Linked DNA regions of Mus musculus: region 1 is linked to region 2. The links are chromatin loops, found by intact Hi-C in ENCODE. Cell type or tissue: left cerebral cortex. All regions are shown on one strand. Links, peaks and the distances in the headings refer to the core of each region. The heading gives the core; the rest is flanking DNA.

Evidence for each region. A loop is a pair of places that touch in the nucleus more often than their neighbours do. Peaks named below come from ENCODE experiments on the same cell type or tissue, not always from the same donor. Only the 100,000 strongest peaks of a DNase experiment are listed, where the experiment ranks them.
Region 1: a loop joins it to region 2, with 2.6 times the contacts of the local background. A loop is called at or near these places in 2 of 42 quality-filtered maps.

Annotation. Positions count from the first base shown.
Region 1 is chr6:108,403,101-108,414,584 of GRCm38, forward strand. It overlaps Itpr1 (inositol 1,4,5-trisphosphate receptor 1), which reads left to right. Exons shown (of 62, transcript NM_010585.5): 33 at 172-423; 34 at 2,300-2,425; 35 at 2,990-3,118; 36 at 7,709-7,829; 37 at 10,669-10,853. Among named protein-coding and RNA genes, the nearest start is that of Gm35165, 64 kb to the right of the region's middle. In left cerebral cortex, for the core only: a CTCF peak has its summit at 5,249 (motif pointing left); DNase peaks (open chromatin) are centred at 5,238 and 7,808.
Region 2 is chr6:108,206,560-108,218,043 of GRCm38, forward strand. Itpr1 (inositol 1,4,5-trisphosphate receptor 1) reads left to right here and starts at 6,537. Exons shown (of 62, transcript NM_010585.5): 1 at 6,537-6,794; 2 at 7,644-7,719. It overlaps Gm38872 (predicted gene, 38872), which reads right to left and starts at 6,359. Exons shown (of 3, transcript NR_167935.1): 1 at 6,296-6,359; 2 at 6,047-6,214; 3 at 5,697-5,881. In left cerebral cortex, for the core only: a CTCF peak has its summit at 5,873; DNase peaks (open chromatin) are centred at 5,571, 5,940, 6,482, 7,235 and 2 more places; H3K4me3 peaks cover 4,089 bases; H3K27ac peaks cover 1,091 bases.

The DNA of each region.
Region 1 (11,484 bases), core at 1,332-9,331, 200 kb after region 2:
GAAAGTGTGGTTGGTCAGTCCAGAAACAAGTGGGATGGATCTAGATGAGTTTAGTGATAAGGACACAACCTGTGTGGGGAAGGAAGTCTCTCTTCCTCTGCATGTGGAGTTGTGTAAGGCTGCCTCACTCCTGCAGGCTTGCAGCAACAATGAACACTTTTCTCTGTGTAGCTTGTCAACTCTGGAGAGGACGTCCTCGTGTTCTACAATGACAGAGCCTCTTTCCAGACTCTGATCCAGATGATGCGGTCCGAGCGTGACCGGATGGATGAGAACAGCCCTCTCATGTACCACATCCATCTGGTGGAGCTCTTGGCCGTGTGCACAGAGGGCAAGAATGTGTACACGGAGATCAAGTGCAACTCCTTGCTCCCGCTCGATGACATCGTTCGTGTGGTCACTCATGAAGACTGCATCCCCGAGGTGAGTAGCCTGTGGAGCTGCGTGGAGACATGGTGGCTGGCCTGGGAAGCCCGCAGATTTCAGGCCCTTCAGCTCATGGTGCAGAAAGACTTCGTGTCACTGCAACAGTGTTTGCCTCCATATTGATACTGTGTGAAAAGAACAGGAGTCAGGTGAGTCTCTGCTTCCTCCCCAAATCTGGGATAAAAGCCTCAGGGTTGGGGAACAAATTCATCTCACAGAGGATGTGCGCCGAAGGAACTGCCTAGAAGAGAAGCTATCAATGGATTGAGATAGCTTCACCTGTAAGTTTAATTCTTCCAAGCAAGAACTCATAGTACAGAAAGAATGTGTAATCATTGTACAGAATTGGGGAACTGTAAGAAATGAAAATGACCTGAAATCGCACTTCCCTCAGAGAGTACCTGCAAAGCCAGGTATGGTGGCATATGTCAATTATTTCAGCACTCAGAAGGCAGGGGTAGGAGGATTGCCATGAATTTGAAGCTAGCCTAGGCTACATAGTAAGTACCAGGCCATACACAGTAAAACTCTATCCCCAACAGACAAAGAAGTAAATCTCTTCACCCATTCTTCCCATTTCTCTCTGCATAGCAACTATGGCTTCCAGTATCCCACTCCAGTGTTCCTGTGCCCCATTCTCAGCATGGTCCCTTTTAACTCCCTTGGTGCCTGCAGTTACTCTAGGCTATGGACTCACATCTAAAGAGCTGACTCTTACAAATGAGAGAAAGCATGGCGTTTGTCATTCTGGGTCTGTATTGCCTCACTCAATTTAACATTTTCTGGTTCGCTCCATTTACCTGAAAATTTCATGATTTCATTTTTCTTTGTTGTTGACTAGAATCCCATCGTGTAGATATATTCCCCATTTTTATTGTCCATCCATCAGTTTAAAGGCATTTAGGTTGTTTCCCTGTCTAGTACTGACCATAGCAGACATATCTCTATAAGTCGTCTTGGTAATGTCTAATTCATTCTAGAAGACTTGCTCCCCTCAACACCCCTCCTCCCTCTGGAGCGCTCAGTGCTCCACAGCAGTGTCAACACTTGATATTACCAGGTCTCTCTTGCTTCATTTGTCTCAGTGTGCACATCTCTAGTGCTTGGTTAATTTTCTATTTACAGAGCTCACAATTCTCTCATTTACATTGGACAGATGAGTAGATGGAGCCACAGAGTTCTGTAGTCACCGCCATCATCTATGTACCCCCCAAAGCAACCCCAGAGTAGCCTCATTTCCTTCCCGTTCCCCGTGACTAGATAATCATGGATTTTCCTCTGCCTCTTGTGCTCATTCAGTATAAACGAAATCACACATGCATGCCTTGTTTTGACTGGGTGATTGCAAAATAGTTTCTCACAGCTCGTGCCAGCTTTGCAGGCATTGGTACTTCACTATTACCAAGTAATACTTCCTCATGTCCAGATTCCACACTACGTCACTCCAGCCATCACTGGTGCAGTTGTGTGCTTTTTCCACAGGTTGGCCATTATAAAGGGTGCTGCCAGGGAGACTTAACTGTCATGTTTTATGTGGACGTGGGTCATGCCTTCCCGGCTTCACTCATTGCAAACATCTCCCAGGCTGGACCATGTAATAACGCTGCCTTCTTGCCAACAGGAACAGTGTAGTCAAACTTGAATCTTTTCATCCAACCTTACCTTGAGATCATAAAAACAGTCTCTCCCTAAAGCTTTATGCTTTGGGGTTTTGAATTTTATAGTTGTGAATTTGGAAAATCAAAAAGCTACAGACACGAGAGCCAGCAGGGGTAGTGGAATAAGACTGGGCACCGAACCTTGGAGAGGAAGCGAGAGCTCATGGGCTCCTTGTGGAAGCGGGGTTGTCACAAGAGCTTCTTTCTCCCTTCAGGTTAAGATCGCTTACATTAACTTCCTGAATCACTGCTATGTGGATACGGAGGTGGAGATGAAGGAGATTTACACAAGCAACCACATGTGGAAGTTGTTTGAGAATTTCCTCGTGGACATCTGCAGGGTGAGGCGTGTGTGTGTGTGTGTCTGTGTCTGTGTCTGTGTGTGTGAGTATGATAGGACTGTCTGTCATCCCTGTTCAGAAATGCTGTAAAAGCCAGTTGTGAATTTTCTTCCATGAACAGTTCTGAGTGGAAGGGTCTGTTCATACTTGATACTTTTGTTACTTTTTTCTTTTTAGTAATTTCTTATTTCATCTGTAATATAAGTGATTTTTTTTTGTAACTCAAGGTATAGAACTATTCAATTTGTTTAAAAATTTATTCTCCAACCTTAGAAAGGGCTAATCTTATTCCAAGCAGAACGATTAAATAGTGGACAGGTACTATACTATCCAAAGCATCTCTCATTCCAAAACCCGTGTGGTCACCTATTATACACTGTGACTTCCTGTTTGTCACCTATTATACACTGTGACTTCCTGTTCCACACTGAAATCTTCATGATCATCTGTTATACACTGTGGCCTCCATATCTTTACTTCTGTCCCGTGAGGAATGTCATTTGTTGATATTCTGGAGTAGGCTTGCATACCGAGTTGAGTTCCCAGTCTCTGTCTCTTTTCTAGGCCTGTAACAACACAAGCGACAGGAAGCACGCAGACTCCATTCTGGAGAAGTACGTCACTGAAATCGTGATGAGCATCGTCACCACCTTCTTCAGCTCTCCCTTCTCAGACCAGAGCACCACTCTGCAGGTGAGAACGGCCTCCCGAGGGACAGTTTTCATGTGGGCATCTGCAGTCTACATCCAGGCATGTGCAGGGAGCTGGAAATGAGCCATTCTGCAAAGCCAGAATGGAAGGTGGCTCTGTCAGGGGCCCTTGGGGGCAGAAGGGAAGTTGCCCATAGTACCTGTAGGGATTGGCTCTTGGACCTTCTCGGTCCTCACATACCAAAATCCAGGGGTGCTTAAGTCCTGAACAGTAAATGGTGTTATAGTTGCATAGAAGCTACCCACATGCTCCCTCAGACTTTAAATCGTCTCTAAGCGACTTACAGTGAGCCATGCCATGCAGCCGCTGTGAGAGTAGTTGGCCCACCATATTATTCAGGGGCAAGGAAAACTGTGTATGAATTCCATACAGACCTGATGATTTTTCAGATATTTTCAGTCCTTGATAAATCTGCACATGGAGAACCCAAGGATACACGAGAGTGGCGATCCATTCTTGAGAAGTAGAGCCCATTAACAACAGCCAGGTGCATCATCTCTTTGTACTTTTACACCAAGTGCCAACCAGGAAATCACAGTGATTAATGAGGCCAGACACGCTTCTCTTGTAGTAGAAGGTGACATTCGAGATGGTGATGCCCCAGGAGATAGTGAAACAGTGTTGAAAACCATAAGCTGTATGCCGTGGGTCGGCTGATGGCCCAACAGGTGGAGGCACGTGCTCACAGGCCTGACGACCTGAGTTCAATCCCTGTATCTACTGGGTAGCAAGAGACAATCAGCTTGTAAGGATTGTCCTCTGAATTCCAAACCTGTGCTGTTGAACATGTGTACCTGGAGACAGACAGACAGACAGACAGACAGACACACACACACACACACACACACAGCTTTAAATGGGGCATACATTATGGCTTCTCACCTTGGTTGCTACTGTTTCCTTCTGTGGACTAAATTTATCCAGCATATAAGCAAGAATTGCCAGAGAAGTAAATCTTCAAATGACAAATATTCCAAATCTCTCCTAAGGTGTAGTTTATACCCAGAAATCAAGGTGTAATTCTGAAGACGTAGCTGATAGATCTCTGAACCTTTCATTGGTAATGAACACGCCTGTGTAGCCTCTCGTGCTGTTCCTTTGTAAGGCGTGTCTTCTCCTTAGCTACATCTCAGTTCTTTCTCCCTCCCGCCTCCTATGTCAGAGCTGAGACCGATGAATTTGGCGTTAGATGCACTGCATTTGAGCTGCCAGGGAAATGCCCAAGTATCAGCTTGTAAATGTGAATTCCAGGGAGGAAGAGGAGAATTCTGGAAGCTTTAGAGCAAGACAGATTGGATTCAAATCTCTATTCTGTCCTATCTGAGCTCTGTTAACACAGAGAGGTCACTGAACTTCCTGTTCCCTCCCCTCCCCTCCCTTTTCATGCCTTCTCTTTTTCTCCTTTCTATTTTGAAACAGGGTCTCATGTAGCCTATGGTGGCTCAGACTCACTATGTCACCAAGGCTGGCCTTGACTTCCTGATCCTCCTGCTTTGACCTCCCAACGGTGCCACCACACCTGGCTCAGAACTTATCGTGTATGTCTGGCAAGAATATAATATCAACTTGGTGTGCTCTTGTGAGAATGAGATACAATATTTATTTGAAACATTCAGTATAGTACCTAGCACACAGCAGGAGGTTCAAATGTGGCAGCCTCTACCGGTCTGCAGACTAGTGTCTCAGACATTGCTGGGCCTTTGATGCTGGTATTAACGACCAGCACCTAGTTACCAATTTTTTGAGTTAGTACTTGAGCTCTGAGACTCAGAAGGATAAAATGGCTAAAGATTAAAAATAAAGTCTTAGCCGGGGCAGGGAAGGGACTTCGCGGGGCCTGGAGGGAACATGAATGGTTCAAGAGAGGAGCTGAGAGGCCAGAGGAAGGCGCAGTTATGGATAGGATAGGGATAGGATTCATAACCAAGTAGGACTGCAGGACTATTTCACATTACAGTGTGGTGCCTGCAACTGGAGGCATGGGGAGAAAGGTGGGCAGAGGGAAGACAGGAAGGGAAAAAGGAGAAAGAAATGAAAAGGAGCCACTGTCCCAATGTCCCTTCCACAGTGCCTTACCTATCAAAGGTTCCACCACATTCCAGCAGTGCCCCCTTGTGGATAACTCCTGAAATTACATGTATCCTTGAGTCCCTGTATCACTCTTTACCCAATCAAACAATGAATAGACTATAGGACTAGCCCTGTCCTTTTGGCTAAGAAGTCAAGTGAGCTGATGTCACCATGCTGCCTGTCACATTTTTCAGTTAGGAGGCAACTACTGAGAACTCATTCGGTCACCTTTATATGCCCAGGTATCAGACAGGAGGAAGCAGATGGCTCATAAACACTGGTTCGTGTGAATTGACTAACCAAGGAACACTTCTCCGTGACTTAGACTATAGGGGTCTCGTCTCAAGCTCAGCATTTATAATAATGCCCCTTCCTTCTTCACAGGGTCATTCTAAGGCTAAATGAGATACTCGCGCAGTTCTTAGCACAGGGGCAGGCCAGGGGCAAGGACTCGGGGCAGGTAGCTCTTTCGATTGGGACCCTTTATAAACTCAGAGGTTAAGCAGAAGCCACAGCCATAGGAACTGACTCTAGGTTCCTTGGCCAATTCCTCTGGCTCCCTGTCCCCTTGACCTCTATGAGTACTGAAGCTTGCTGCTGGGTGGTTGGGAGCGCAGGGCAGGCTGTTCTTCCGGAAGATTCCAGTCCCAGCTGACCTGAATGGGGAGAAGAGGTTGAGTCAGCGCTCTGCTGGCCTCTCTTAGCAGTTTTGGATAATTTTATCCTTGCCCAGCCTTTGTCTTATACTAGAACACAAAGGTAACTTCCATGTCACATAGTTATTATCCAGGTCCAAATGAGATCATGCATGACACATCTGGCTTGTATCACGCACCCAACAATGGGAAGATACATGAACCGCATTTGTAGGGGGGAACTGAAAATTCTATTCCTCTGTTTCATTTTCTTAAAACAGGCTCTCTTTCTCCTCTAGCACTTGCCTTGGTTCCCTCTCACCATGGAAATCCCTTTAGATTTCTCACCGCCTCTTTCTTTACTCCTTTCCGATGCACTTTAGTGCAGCCGAATGAGTTATCTGCCCCAAACAGATGACTGGTGCAGCTCACCATACACCTTTGCCTGGCATGTCCAAAGAGAAAAATGTCACATGAATAGAGATAAGAAATCCCTACTTTAAAAAGCATTCAGAAAGTCAGTATCTAATTCACTAGCTGTATGCATGCTCTTACTTTAAAAGGAGTGCAAACTTAGTTCTTCTCATGAGGCCAAAGAGAGGTCTTCTCATAGAAAGCAATTGGCTTGTGCCCGTGCTCTGGGTTAAATGGATATTTATTGTCACTACCCATTACAGCTGGGTTGTCTTTGTACCATCAAAGAGACTGTCATAAATAAGGATAGAGGTGACGTCCCTGCTGACATCCATCTGGCATTCCATTTTTGTGAATTAAAAATATAGTGTCTACAGGACAGCCAGGGCTATAGAGAAACCCTGTCTTGAAAAAGCCAAAAAAAAAAAAAAAAAATATATAGTGTCTAGGGCCAGTGAAATGGCTCAAGTATAAAGGCACTTGCTAGCATGCCTAGTAGGCCTGTGTTTGATCCCTGGAACTCCCATGCTAGAAGGACAGAACTGACTCCCCATGACACACATGAATGCATACAGTTAAACAATAAGTAAATTAAATAAGCAAACAAAGTATTGGACATACAGATGCTAGCTCAGGATGGTGGTTTGCACCTGTAGTGCAGCTGTTGGGACGCTGCAGCAGCAGCAGAATCATGAGGTCAGAGCTTTTCTTGGGACATGGTGCTTCAAGGAGAGTTTGGTCTAAGTGACTGTGGTACATCTAACATGCTGGGGGCCACTCACACCAGGGTGAAATCGCTGACCTGGGTTAATTCATCTGGTTCGTAGTTGCGTGGCTTTACTGCTTTGGAGCGTTTGATTTCCCTGCTCACTCTGGTGATCAGAATTCATTAGATAATATCAAGTTTAAAATGCATCTAAAATAAGTAACATGAAGTCGGTGATACTATTTTATTGCTTTAAAATGCTCCTGAGCTTCTCTCACCATCTAGGCACTGTGTTCTTCAGCTTTCTGTTGATATGATGAAAAAAAAACAGACTAATTTAGTTACAAACAAAAAAAGATTAATTTTTTTTTCCCCAAAGCTTTGCGGTGAGGCAGCATATCATGGCAGGAGTGTCTGATGGGGTAGACATGTTCAACCAATCATAAAAAGAAAGCAACAATAGCAAGGAGGAGGGCAATGTCCCACCCCCTGTCCTTTGGATGCCCGAAGGACCTCTTCCTAGGTCCCACCTCCTTCCTATGGTACCAGTCTGAAGACCAGTCCCTTTAATACATAGCTCTTTAGGGGATAGTCAACATCTACACCAAAGCAGACACATTCTGGAATCCAGTCCTTGACCCTTCTGGAATCCTCCCACTAAGATGTGGAGGGTTCCAGACAGCCTCTGTTTCTAGCCAGGCCATCTGTGTTCTGCAGCCTTCTTCACCTCGCCTCTCTCTCTTATAGACCCGCCAGCCTGTCTTTGTGCAACTCCTGCAAGGCGTGTTCCGAGTTTACCACTGCAACTGGCTGATGCCGAGCCAAAAAGCCTCGGTGGAGAGCTGCATCCGGGTGCTCTCTGACGTAGGTAAGGCAGCCAATCCGTCTGGATGTGGCGGGATGAAAATGAGTGGCCTGCTGTTTACCGAGCCGAGCCGCAGCTCTCCCAAGGAAGGAAGCTGCAAAGCCAGACCCAGAGCCGAGCTCTTGACTCCTTGGCCTCTGTCTTTGCCAAGCCAGCACAGTGAGAAACAGTAAATCCTTGAAAAACAAGATTCCGTAGATCAAAGCCAGACGGCTCTTGGCAAGTGACTATCCATCAAGACTATCAAGACCCTGGGAAGTCCCTCATTCATAGCACGAGTTTGTTTACTCCAGCAGATGCATTTTGCTACGTGGAAATTTTCTTCCTGTGAAGCACCCCTAAGATCCCAAAGAGCACCCTTTCCCGCAAGTGGTGCACTGTTTGCATCTCTCTATGAAGTGGCTGCTTCTCTTTTCCCTCTTTGCTTCCCAACCCCCAAGACTCTTATCTCAAGGCCAGTCTAAAAGGCACTTGTTTATCCCTCCCCATCCTTGCGTTCTGCAATGCTAGTTATTGAACCTTGGCCTATCCCATATTAGGCAAGCACTCTAGCCCTGAACTACACCTCAGCTCTTTCCAAAGGAAAAAAGTTTAAGTGGTACTATCACTGTACATGTTTTGGGGTACAGCATTGTCAGGGGAATTGGCTTCCTGTTGCCATAGAAACCAGATTTCTTTCTTCTACTAGGTTTGAACTAGTTGGTAAATCTCTATATATTGTTACTATCCTGCAACTGCCCGTTATCCAGCCTTTGTCTAGCCTTCCCTTGCCTGAGCACTTTTCCTCTTTTACGTCTACATCTCCTTAAATCAGTCTTCTGACCTCTTCCTCTCTATACCTTCCATGAGTTCTCTTCACAGGAATAAGCTTTCCCACTCAGATGAGAAGTCTTGTGACTGAACTAGAGCCCCAGATCCTGGCAAGCAACAAGCACACTTCTCAGAAACGATGTCCTTGGGAAAGGATAGGATTTATGGGAAAGAGAGCTTTCATAGTGACCAGAAGATGAACATCTCCTCCATGTTATAACTTAGGGCAAGCAGAGGCTGTATTTGTGAGGACTCCTTGCCTTGGTTTTTTTAGGCCCTGCCTTATTCCTGTTCTGTTACAGTCTCAGCTGACAGGTATTACATGAGTGTGCCTGCGTGTGGGTGTTGATGTGTGTGTGTGTGTGTGTGTGTTGGGAGCGATTAGGCTGAGAGAATGCCTGGATGGCCCTATGCTTTCTTCAGACTCGACAGCAATTCATAAAGATGAAATACGCTGTTCAGGCCAAAATGTCTGTGTAAGTCCTTAACCCACAAGTTAATTGGTTTTGATTTAAGGAAGCTGTTGGCTTCATGGGCAGCTTGACACTTGGTCAGAGAAGCTACAAGGCTCAGTAGTCTCAGCAGGAGTGACATGGAGACAGCGGGAAGCCAGCTCAGCGGTAGAGAGCTCACCTAGTCTACACGAGGCCCCGCATCAGTCCCGGGAAATTCGAGGAAACAAAAATAGAGGAGAGAGCCGATGCTTGTGTGATATCTGGAGAAGAGGCAGCCTAGTCCCTTCCCAGACCCAATCGTGCCTCTTGGGAATGGCCTCCTGAGTCAAAGTGTACCTAAAATCCTGTGTATCCCTTTCGGTTTTAGATAGGTCAGTCAGGGCACAGACTTTCTAACAGATAAGCGTGAACCATGTCCCCTGCTTTTTTATATTGTACATTTCTCCCAGGGTCTCCCACTTAATAAACTGTTAGGATATTATTGGCTAGCTACTGATTCTTTTCGTGTGCCTTATATGTTCCCATTAAGAGAAAAATGGTTGCTCTCTAGCCCATCCTTCAAAGCGTTCCAGCTCTTTTCAACGTTAGATACAGGCAGTGGGGAACACTCCCTCTGTTTCCAGTGTTTTGAAGCATCCGTGAAGATAGGAAATGGTTCCATTGGTTTGGGGAGGGTTCCCTACACAGAAACCAGAAGTGTTCACCTTAGGTTCCTTAACTTATACTTAGTAATACTTTCAGACTCGTGGGAAAGTTACAAAACAGATACAGTAGGGCTCCTCTGTAAGTCTCACCTTCTTCCTCCACTCTCAGCATCGCCGTTATTAGTGCACATTGTCAAAAGCTGAAGAATGACAGTGGTACGTTACCACCAACTAAACTCCAGGCCTGACTCAGACTTCATAATGTCTCCATGAATGTCCTTCTTCCGCACTGGGCACACCTCCACTCCTGTCACACACTTCATTGTCATGTGCCCAGTCTGGTCTGGGGCGGTTTTTCTGTTTTTCCTTGTTACTCATGACCTCACCAGCCTTTGCAAACAAGTACTGGCCAAGTGTCCTCAGGTGGCCCTGTGCTGGTTTTCAGCGCTGTTTCCTCATGGGGGAGCGTGGCGTTGTCCTTTGTTAGGGAGGGAAAGAGGAGGAGCCTCCAGTGCAGATGCTGTTTTGTGTCTTGGTCAGTGGAAGTTTGCTTTCTGTAGGCTGTTCTGTAGAACAACAAAATTGGTTATTTTGAGGAAAACAGTTTCTTGGCCAACCAACTTATTTGTCCAGATATTTCTTAAAATGTACAAGCACCCGGGCATTCGTAAGAAGCCAGCCATTCATTTAAACTGGTGTTGAGCTGTTAACATGTCTTCCCCAAGTGTTAATGCTTGGAACCATTTCAGTGTCTGTAGGTACAAGTCCCCAGAGTTTACATTTGTGGTTAAAAGTTGAGTTTCCTCTCTCTCTTCACCAGACCATACATACTTGCCCATTATAGGCGTAGAAAAATCTGTCTAGTGGGCCATGAGGATTCTAGCCTGCTTCCCAGACTGTTGTAGACTCATGAGTCATCCGTCTCTTTTGCAGCCAAGAGCCGGGCCATAGCCATTCCTGTTGACCTGGACAGCCAAGTCAACAACCTCTTCCTGAAGTCCCACAACATTGTGCAGAAAACAGCCCTGAACTGGCGGTTATCAGCCCGAAACGCCGCTCGCAGAGACTCTGTACTGGCAGCATCCAGAGACTACCGAAATATCATTGAGAGGTTACAGGTAAAGTCTGAGGCTGGAAGAAGTGGACTTAAACTTGAGAAGTGTATTTTCTGAAGCCACAAAACATACAAGCTCCGCTACACAGAAGAGGTTTGTGGGGCCAGGAGTACCAGGTCTTTTGGTAAACAAAAACTCCCAGAAGGGGTTCCACGGCAGACAGTTGATGCTGAGCATTAGCCATAATTATTGTCTGAAGTCTATATAGAGTGTCCCTGGGTGGCATAGGCCTCCTCACACTGTGACAGCTGAGTCTATAAACATTTCTAGGGACCACTTGGAAACACCTTTGTCTTTATCACCCTAGCTCTAAAGATGTCACTAGACATCCATTCTGCTGCCCTCTGTTGGTCTATGCAGTCTCAGAGGGACACTCCATTTCTTAGGAGGGAAATTCAAACCACCATTCAGTGGGAAGGATGTCGAGCTACAACAATGTGTGAACTAGAGAAATGGCTGCCATTGGAAAGCACAAGCCCTTCAACAGTGCCTGGCATACCGTATAGTGAGCACTCAAGGGCTTCTCTTACAATGCCTAAGGTTACTGTTGTGGTTATAAAAGTTGCTATCATTAGGAAAAGTAACTGAGTCACCCTGTGGCTCCATAATTTATGTAATTTATGACAAATAAATG
Region 2 (11,484 bases), core at 1,537-9,536:
GGGAAACGATCATCATGTTTTCTTAAAAACCCTTTTCACGATACGAGTATCATATGCCTGTTTAAAAACTTCTTCTTCTTTACAGAATGGCTCATTTGATTATGGATAGATGATGTAGTCTCTTTCTTAGAGTGTACCAGATGTTGAGTAAGGCTTAGTCTGTCTTTAAAGAGATTCACTTTTCCTCCCCTCCTCACATCTGCCTTCTCCCCCTCCTTGTCTTCCTCCACTCCTGGCCCCCTTTCTCTTCCTCCTCCTAACAGGTACTACAAGAGGTACACACACAACACAGCACAACAGAACAAAACAAAAACAAAGGCTAATTTTGAAGGAAAAGTTGACTGAAAATACCTGAACTGCCCCTTCACTCGCTGTATTAAAGTTAATATAAACGGTTGAGTGACTTAGAGCCATGTAGTATGTAATATATTAATGGAGAAACATGGCTGCATGAAGGGACAGGTGCCTGTTGGAGGTAAGAAGCTGAGGCAGGCAGAGGGCTTGAAAGCATCTGGGCGGTTTGCTAGGCCACAGCTGCATACTCTGCACTCCACACCTGGAAGGAAACCCAGAGTATGGGGTGAAAGACCAGCTGGTGACTGTGGTTTGTGAGTGCCAAGCAGCAAGTCTTGGAACTTTGTGAGTTCCAAACAGAATGTTGAAATGAAGAGAAAGGCAGACAGCAAAAGCTCTTTGCATTCCACTGGCTTCCTTCTTCCCCAGTGCTCCACAGAGCTCTGGGTAAAACAGGAGGCGACTCATCCAGTCAGTAACTGTCTGATAGTGATAGCCCAACATTAACTAACCAACGCCTACACTCCCAGTCCTGCTTCTCTGGGCTGTTCCTATCTTAATGATCCTTATTGTGAACCATGAACCTCAAGTGCTGCATCTGGGCTGAACTCATCATATAGGTTGATCATAGCCTGGGAAGGTAATAATTGGAGAGAAAAGCAAGTAGTTGATTTGCTTCAATCTGAAAACATCACCATAGGACAGGAAAAGTAGAAAAGTTACAGGCTTCACTTGATTGGTGACTGATTTAAGTAAAATTTAATGCTGGGTTAGTGACTATATTTACTGTAGTCTGCAAAAGTTCTCAAGTTTTCTACTATCTTTTTCTCATGCACAATACCTTTTGCTTTTCTGGTTGATTTGGGACACATAAATAGCTTTAAGAAGTATTGCCTTAAGAAGTCTTATTGAAATACATAGAATTCTCATAGCCTGGAGACTATTGGCATGAAAGTTGCTAGGTTATTACTAGCTTGTAAGCTAAATAATTTTTAAAAAACAATTTATTGAAACCTAACTGTCTTCAAAATAACTGCAAAAATATTACAAAAGAGAATCCACTATCAATAAATATTTCACATAGGGTTCTCTTCATGGCTTTTTAATGAGATTGTTATATATAAATAAAGAAATGTATACTTTTTTTTTTTAGGTTACATGATAGTGTAGGTTTTGAGATTGAGTTTCAAATACCCTGAGACATAACTTTGTGGCATTCTAACCTAAATAAATCATTTCCCTACAAGCTGCAAAATAATTAATTTTTAACTATACCTATATATGATTTTTTAAAAAAACATGGATTCCTGAATTCTTGCATACAGTAGAGCTCCAGGCGAGGCATAGTGGAATATGACTGTGTTCACATAAGGAACTGAGGGCTCCTGAGTTCAGGTGAGTTGGGTTATTTCGTGAGACCCCCATCTCAAAACAACAAAGTAGCTTCCCGAATCTCCTTTGACACCAGGATTTCATTTCTGCTGTAATAATGATAGTGTGATAATAAAAAGTCGGCAAGGCATTTCAAGGCTCCTGGTCCAGTTCGCCTGCCCTAGCATGTTAGGATAACAGTCTTATAGATGGGAGGCAGGAAGTGGGGCTGGATGGTCTACTTTGTGGTAAACTCCTAACTTTGCATGTTTCACAGGAAAATAATGTGTAAGAAATTAATAATCCTTATGGTTTTGGGATTCCAGACAGCATGGACAATAATACCATCAGGGGTGGCACAGCTGCCTTTTCCATATGGAAAAAAAGCAGTAGCAAATAGTTTTTGTCTATATTTTTAAAAAGCATGCTAAGTGAATCCTCTACTACAGAGCTACAAACCCAACCCAGTTTTTTTGCTGACTTTTGTAAGTTCTGTGTTGCCTGCTTGGTGTGGTCACTGATACTTCATCCCAGTTCCCTCTAGTCCCCAGGTGACTAAGTAGCAGGCTCTTCTAAATTCTCGAGATCAGACAACAAACGAAGAGCCTCCAATTTGTGATGTTTTCTCTTGGCGGAACAGGATGTCCTGGGCCTGGATACAGGAAATGCCTTCCCTTTCTAAGCTTCAGACTAACTTCTCCTCTTTCCTGTTTTTTCTTTATTTGTTTTTTTAAATTCCAGCTCTGTCTCGTCTTGTGTAGACTATTGAGGGTCTGCAGGTTATCGCTTCTCCTGGCCATCCTTAGAATTCTAAGACCTCATGACTCAATAAGTGCTGAACACCCCTCTCTTTACCCAGTGCCCAAGTTAGAGCTACAAACGGTACACAAATACTCATCTTCAAAGATCGTATCTTGCCTGTAAGAACAAAAACCACACAGAACGCTCAAACACAATCGTCTTGTGAGTGTGCCTATGACTGAGTTTTGGACCATTCAGTGCAAAAACTCCAAGGACTGATGCTACTACTATTTGGAATATCTGGTGGTGTTTAGACATGTGTGTCCAAGAGTTTTATAAAATTATCCAAAAGAACTATATCCTCTTTCTTCTACCATAGAAGGTTAAAAAATGGTCAGGAAAGACACTCTAGGAACTACATAGACAATATCGATTTCTCTTTACTGATATTTCTCATGCTCAATGGTAGTCCATCACACCAGGTAAAAAAGAAGTTCTCTCCAGGACAGAATGAATTCCGATTTGAGTGTCAGCTTGTTGTCTTGCCATTTAAGGGGGACTTGAAGAAGCTATTTACTGAAGCATTCAAGGCTCACTATGATAGTCATGTATGACTGGGCTTTGTGACTAGAGGAAACTAGGGATTTGTGTTCCAACAAGCTGACACTTGGTTTGTGGCCAGGCATGGTCTCAGGGTGAGCTGCTCTATTTTCCTGGCCTTGGTGCTCATGTTTTTGTTTTGGTAAAGCTCAGGTAAGGTTTGGAAGCTCTTTCATGTCCTGTAACTCAATGACTGTCTGGGCCGACAAGGCTGGAGAGGATTAGTCCCATCACTCTCTCCACAAGCACACACCTTGGATATTAATGGTGCAGCTGGTTGTCAGCCTTGCTTTTTCTGAATCCTGCTTTCCTTGGCACATCTTGCTTTCTTTAGTAGGAGGGGACCTGAGGGTGGGTTTCTCAGCAGATGAATTTAGAATTTAGTCCAAGTCTGCAGCCATGGATTGCTGACAAAAACTGTTTCTATTTGTGGGGTTTCCCTGGAGTAAGTTGCTGTGCTAGCTTTGGACTTTCTTCAGACTCAGTCTCTAACACTGTCCTGACTGCAAAGTCCTCTGACCTCCCTACGTGGGCATTTCAAGGGTAAAGTTACACATGGGTACTTTTGTGGCAGATTATCTTTTTTTTTAAACTAGGCACATGTATGGTATGTGTTTATATAAACATGTTTGCATATGTATAGGGATATTTGTTCATGGCACATATGTATGTATAAGCATGTCAAGGCCCAGAGGTGCTAGTTGCAGATTAAATTTTTAGTCAATTTAAAAAGTAAAAAAAAGTCAGGAAAAGTCATTTCAAGTGTGTGGTCCAACATATCTGAAGCCTTGCGTTTGAAGTTTAGGTGCTTGAAACTCATTGTGTATTTTATAAGTACTTCACATCTTCTTTAGAACTAGCTGCATCCTCGGTGCATACATGGCTGATAGCTCCTGGATTGGAGATGCATGTCTAGAAAAATTCTTCCCAAGAAAAATTATAACAGAGAAGCAGCAGCTCACCCCCCACAGACACACACACCCTCTCCTCAGCTCATAAAGGAGTATAAGCCACTCATTCTAGCATCTATCACCGTTAGCATTGCCACACATCAACTGTCTGACACAAAGAATCTCTTTGAGCCATAGTAGAATTAGCAAAAGTATTTTCCTGTGATCTGGCAGCTTCCAGAACTTGCCAAACGTTGAACAGCACTATGTGCACACACTGACAAAGCAAACTGATCTGAGCAGCTAAACGGCCCAAATGCTCAGAAAGACATGCTTCTGTTGCCTTCTGTATGCTCAATGCACCTTCCATTACAAGGTTGCAGGAAACTTTTTTTTTTTTTCCAAATCTGCAAAAATGTGCAAACAGAAGGGTAAGCCTTTTTGAGTCAAGGGGACTGGAGTACACAAATGTAAGGAAGACATGGTCTCTCACTGAAACTTCCGGCTGGGGAGGGAAGACCATGGATAAACTACACAAAGGGCTTGTGTCTACAGTGTGGGGAGGATGAAAATGAGCTGCCGGTGCCTCTCAACTATGGCCAAGGATTCTTTTGCAAATCCACATTAGAATATCATGAAGCAACCCCCACCCGTTTTGTGGGCTGATTTGTTGAAATTGCTTGAAAGTTAGGGTCAAAGGGACTTGGAAAGTGGATCAGGTTGTTTTTATCGGGGAAAGGAAAAAACAACAGATATGAAAGGTGTGGATTCCTCTGTGGTGACAAGTTGGGGTTTTTCCCGAGGACAGACAGGCAGCTTGAAGCATCCCCACTTGCCTCCTAGATTGCCAACGGTGCCTTTTGGATATAACTTAACCTGCATGCCTTTAGCTTTCCATGTGCTATCGCTGAAATGATCTACTTAAATTACTTAGAAACAATGCCTGGGCCACAGGACGCACCCGTGTGATGCCCCTAATGGTTAGGTTGAGCACTAAATATGCAATAATTGTTACCTATTTTGCCCTCTATTGTTCTTAAAGTTTCACGAGAGGAGGCAAGGCTGTTGAATCACGTAATAGGAAAAGAGAACAGGCAAACATTAATGAGTATTGAATCCCTCTCTAGATGGCAAACCTGGGGTAAAGAGTTCAAGGTGATTTGCCTAAGGGCTTAGAGGCTGCTCCTAAAATAGGAGGGGCTCCTTTAAGGAGGTGGTGATGGAGGTCCCAATGGGCAAGTGCTTAGTATAGGTACAGGTTGGAGTTGCAAAGGAGACCAAAGTTAACCTGGCTTGTCCTGTTCTTTGGCCTTATACCTGCTGTATACAAAGAGGTTACAAACCCAGAATCAGTGACACTCAATAGCATGCTGTACAGAAAGCAGGTAGGCTGAGCTCTGTAGAACCATTTGTTTTCATTACAAGGATTACTGTTAACAGGTCTTTAGCGGTAGCAGACAGACCCCCATTTAGGATGTTATGATATATTTTGGCGCGCTCTCATATCCTGGCACAGTGCCTGGCCTGGCACCCAGATGACACCCGGGGAACGTTTGTGGAATGAATACGTGCAGTCTAGTTTGTAGGGTGGGATGGGGAAGGAGACAGTAGGATAACTTTGCCTGTGATGCAAACTCTTCTTCCCAAGACCAAAGTTCTATGCACTTTGCAGCCTGGAGCCTACACTATTTTCTGGTGTGTGGAAATCCATTTCAGCCCAGAGGCTTGGGTTGAAGACTTGCAGCACGCCTCGCCTGGACGCACTCATCTTAGTATAAGCAGTTTTCTCTGAAGCCCTTATTTTTTTGGTTTGCGGTTTATTTACTTTAGCGTTTACAGATTCCAGGAGCATAGGGGTCTTAGAAGCGGGGTCAGGACCGAGGTCGCGGTTTGTATTTCTTTCCTGCTTCGCGATCACAACATCAGCAAGTCACAACATGGTTCCTTTATTTGCTCACTCGTCAGGGTAGCGTTTCTTTTACCTCCTACCGGGCGACGAAAGACAGACCCAGCTCGAATTCAGAAAAGGGCTCTCACACGATTACCCCGCATCCTCAATAGCAGGGACCACCCCATTTCCAGACTTAGTTTTTCATGCAGACACTAGCAGGATCCAATAAAAAACTAGACCAGATTTAATAAAGACAAACTTGTTTCTTTAATCCTTGACCGCAAACACTGGCGTTTTTGTGCCTCGGATTTCTGAAATTCTTGGCTCCAGGACACAGGGCGCGCGGGGGTGGGTAAATAGCTTGTAAAAACTTCCCGAAGCAGTAATCCGAGCTCTTCCTCTCTCTCCGGACCCTAGTGACACCTGACTTTAGGAAGGGAAGATACAAGTCAAAAGAGAAGGGTTCACAGAGGTAGGGGACATACCCAGTGGGTCGGGCTTGCCAAACCTGGGGAGTCCGGTGTTCAGACACAAGTTCGCAACCCGAGCCTTCAGCCTGGGCGCCTCTTCCCCCTCCCACCCCTGGTCAGCGCGCGGGAGTCTATTTAGAACCCAGCCCCGGAGCCCAGGGGATTCTGGGACTTGTAGTCCCTCTGCGCAGCCCCAGGCGCCGGCACGACCTGGGACTCGGACTACATTGCCCAGGGAGCTTCCCGGCCTATATAAGCGGTCGGGCGCTGCTTTAAAGTGCAGTAACCATGTGGATGTTCTGCTGAAGCGTTTCCTCAAGCCTGCCGGGGTGGGAGGAGAGGAGGAGGTGGTGGTGGTGGAGGAGGTGGAGGCAGAGGGTGGAGAGAGAGAAAGCGCACGCCGAGAGGAGGTGTGGGTGTTCCGCTCCCATCCTAACGGAACGAGCTCCCTCTTCGCGGACATGGGATTGCCCAGCGGCTGCTAACCCCTCTCCTGGTCCTGATCCCCCAAACCGGCGTGGCTCCCCGGTCACCAAGGTAGCTGCTGGGGCCGGGCAGAGGGCGCGGGGAGTTGGCACTAGCTCCCGTGCGCAGAAGTTTTTGCCCTGATCACCGGGAGTTCTTGGTGGCTTTGGTGGCTTTGCATGCACTTGGCGTGTATTTTGGGGCTTCTTTCCCTGTGAACAGTTTTGGGGGGAGGTATATATTTTTTTTCAGGCTTAAGTAACCCCAAACGTCCTCGACTCTAGTGACCGGTTTCAACCTCCTTCCCCGTATTGAAATGGCATTCCCCCAAGTTGGAAACGGTTGGAGTGTCTGCAGGAAATAGTTTTTTTTCCCCCTGGGGGGGGGTATTTGAGGGGGTCATATGAGTTCGCTCAAGGAAATAATCTTTCTAAAAATGTAGCTAGCCCTGTTGCGCTGCTCAGCTGGTAGGATAATGCATGCGTGGGGGTCCCCGTGGGTTAAAAAAAAAAAAAAGGAAGAAAACCGGAGGAAGGGGGGGGGGGGCGATGAGGAAAGAAGTGTGGACGGAGCTCGTGCCCAATGAGGACGCGGGTTTCACATACTTGGCCTCCACGCGGGGAAACAAGTGCTTTGGGATCTCAACACGTCCCTTACTTCCATCCACCTTCAATCCCCATCCGGCGTGTTCGAAGTTTCTGCGTGTCTGATCTTTCTGGCCAGCTACTGACGGGAAATAAGCATGCTGGGTTTGCTTTTATTTGGGGGAAAGAGATCCCTCCGACTTAGCTGCTAAATTTGGAGGGGAGTGGGATCTGCAGGAAAAGCGGAGGCTATAAAAGTCAAAACTTGGATTTGAGAATTTCTGATAGACCCTCGCGAGATCCCCTACTCAGTCTTCTTTCTTTGTTAAATATTTAGGAGCTGATTACAAGGGACCAGGATTTGCATCCTTGGCTGGGCGTCCATTGGCTACAGAGTGCCTGACCTGGGTCAGGTGAGTGTGCGAGCCGAGTGCTGTAGTCAAAAATGGGTTTTTGTCCTAAGCATTTTCTAAGTCCTCTTGTAGCTGCCATAGAGGTAAAGTAGGGAAAAGAAAGACACCGTGGTCAAAATTGGTCATGGTCTTGGGTGAGTAAAGGTCTAGTGACAGCCACTTTTGAAGGTCGCTCAGAAGTGAAGCATGGCGGGGTGAGGGGGGTGGGGTGGGGAAGATGTCGGTAAGCGACCACAACGTGCAGTTAAAGGGACTGTAAAGTGGGTGGTCCCTTACCAGCCTGAGAGGAGCCCTCATTAGTTTAATTCCCAAAGATGCAGAACTTTTCATCTGCCAAGATCCCTAAGCAAGAGTGAGATACCCCTCCCTTTCACAAACTGTCACTTTGTTCTGTTCGGTTGTGGGCATGCCTGTACCCAGAATGGGCTGGGCTGCAAGAAATGAAAGTGACAAATTGAAAGAATGAGAACTTAAAAACGGGAAGGAAGAGCTTAAAGAATACTACAGTCGCTTCCAGGGTTTCACTGGAGCCACCTGAATGTCAAGGAACCCAGCGGGCTTCTCTTGCTTTGGGACCTGTTCCTGGATGAGGAGCTGAGGGCAGGCAGCATTTCTGTCAGTATAATGGCATATTTAAAACCATCACAGCCCGTTTCTAGAAAATAAAGCTTCTGTAGGTACAGGTGCCACTATGGTTTCAGGTTTGGCCATTGGATTTTGTTTTTGTTTTTGTTTTCCTAAAATGTCTGGGAATTGAGTAAACAACAAGTTAATAGGGGTGGGTGGTGAGCTGTGGGCAGCTGGTCCTTGGTAACTTCTTTAATGTCCTAAATATTTAGCTGTTCCCTGGGCTACAATCTTTGGGCTTTTCTAATTAGTGAATAAAAGCCAGATACTTCATTATGGTAGTAGAATGCTTTTGTTTCCTGTTGATAAGGTCCTCAGGAATACTGGCAGAGCGGGAAACATTTGGAAGGGAAGGCTAGTTCTTCTGTGGACTTAAGTCTATGTTGATTAAAGCTTGGGGTCAGCCTTCTCTTTGAAGTACATTACAGACGAGGTTAACTGGTCCACAGACTCTTCTCTATCTTTTGCCTAAAAATAATGAGGCTGTTCCATTAGGTAGTAGCAAGCCAGCTGCAGAGCTGTATCCCAGAAGACCTTAGATGTGGGTAAAGAAACCAAGATACAGAATGAAGTCACTGGGCAGCCCGGGCAGTAATGTGTACCGCTTGTGTTTAAGTTTATGGAGAACTGGGCGGGGGGTGGGGGGAGATGCTAGGAAAAATAGTAAACATATTGATCTTAATGCATTAACTTATTTATGTCTTACCAACAATGTACAAGCTATTCTTAGTTTGATGTATGAAGAAAATGATAGCGCCATTGGCAGGGATAAAAGACTGTAGGTATTTGTAGGAGGATTTGACGTTGGGCTGAATTCATTTTGGAAAGCTCTGTGTTGAAAGCTTGAATCAGGACAGTTAAGGAAAACCAGAGGAAAGCCAGTGTCTCCGTGCAGCCTTAGGCCTGGCTCATATCTGAAGTATAGCGTGGTCATTCACATCACGGCACCTGAGCAGGTTTGAAGGAGTCAGGTGTGTCTCTACGTGAATAATTGGAGAGCTTAAACCGCTTTAGTTTTACCTGTGGAATGTTGGTAGCTTGTCCTGTGGCCTCTGGCTTGCCTGGCAACTAGTTGTTGCAGTGGTTTTCTTCTCCATTCCTTTCTTTCTTTCCCCATTTCTTTCATGGATGTGTGCATTGCATGAGTATACGGGGCAAGCACAATCTGCTCTTGACTAAATCAATTCGGAACAGAAAATCTCATCAAGATTTCCTTCTAACTAAGCAAGGGAAGTTCTTTATGTTCCAAATGAATCACTCCGGCCTCTCCATCGAAGCCCGCCCAGGAAAGTCACTGAGGCATTATTACCCATGCAAAAAGGTGGCTCCTTTTGCCAGCCTCCCTTGAGGAATGGGAGGAGCAGTGGTGGCTTAGAAGAGAAATAGGTTAGTGCCACAAGAACAATCTGTTGACTTTGCCCTCAAAGTGGTTTCAGCTGCAAAAACACTAGACCGTGGAGGTGGGGTGGGAATGGGACACTCTGGAACTAATTCAATGGTGTGCAAGGAAAGGACTTGAGAAAACTTCACATGGCTTCTTAGCTAATAATGATCTCATGGAGATTCTGTTCTACTTTTTTTTTTTTTTTTAAATACAGGCAGCTCTTTTAAAACAAACCAAATGAAACAACAGATACCAAATACGAACAACAGACAAAAAAAAAAAATCTTCCAAAATAAAAGCAGTCCTGGAGTTAGGTTTCTAGGTCAAGCTGTCCTTGGATACTTCTAATTAAGGAATCTACACAAGGACAGTGTTCTGTCTTGTCTGCTATTGGTTTGATGTTTTAAAATAAAATGCATTGCACTTACAGATCCCTGATACCTAGAATTGCATGCAGTTGTGTTAGCTTTTTTTTTTTTTTTTTTTTTTTTTTATGTTTTGCTGTTGAAGTTTGAGGACTACACTTAGGCTTGAAGTCAATGGTATGAATTACAGTACTTGTGTGGGTCCTTCTACCTGTTAGAGTGTCCAGGAGTGTTCTGAGAAGATTCCTAGTGGGAAAGGAGCTAAATGAACACCTGAAGCCGCCACCTGGTAGACCATGAGATTCCCTAGGCTGCTCAGAGTTGAAATCAAAGCTGTCGGTGAACCCGTGGACCTCACTGACTTTCACCCTGCTACAATTGTTACCATTCGTGTGTCTCTGTGTTGCTGAGTCCACAGATTTCTTGAATACCTGCTACGTGCCAACTGTGCTCTAGGTGCCTTGGGTATGGCAATGAGCAATCAAGTTGGTTCCTCGGGGCTTTAGTAGGAGCCAGTGGGAAGTGATCAGCGAAAACAAACAGGTATCGTAGTATGGCAGGTGCAGAGAGTTGTGGAGCAAAAGTCAACAAGGAGGGGATGAACAGAGAATAAGCGAGTGGACAAGATGTGGAAAAATGGGAGTGCTTGTGTATTGTTGGTGGGAATGCAAGAGATACGTCTTAGATACAACAGCATGGTAGCTCCTGAAAATATGAAACAGAATTATTATATGATTTGACGGTTCCATGTGTAGTTCTCTGAGGAATTTGAAGCAAGAACTGAAGCAGTTGTTTGATATTGAAAGTGACCTCACTAATGTTAGCCTAAAGGCCAAAATGAAACCCCAAAGTATCTATGGATATATGAGCGAAAACCAAAGTGCTCTTTATATGTTCAGGGAGCTGTTAGTAAGCCCAGAAAAGGAAGAAACTTGGTTCCCAGTGTATTCAAACCAAGGACACACTTTGTAACTGAAAGAAGCCAGGCATCAGCAGGTACACATTGCATGATACACATAGTGTAAAGTGGCCCTCATGAATATTCAGATTGATAGAGCCAGAATGGGGACTGATGAAGTTCTCAGGAGCTACAGAAAGGGGAAGGTGGATTAAAGGACACAGGCTTTCTGTTTTAAACATTAAAAAATCCTGCAAATTGATATGTATTATCTAAATAAAAAATGAAAAACAAAAGTTTGAAGGGTGTTAAGGGTGTATTAGGGTTGGGAGGTAAGGCAGGGTTCTTCACTGTGGTGACATTGAGGACAGCGCTGAAGGAAGTGAGCCAGATAACCATGTAGATGTTCTAGGAGTCCAGAGCAGAAAGTGCAAAAACCCTGAGGTGGATGGAGGTGGGCATGTTGGAGACAGGGCTCAGGAGGCTGGAGT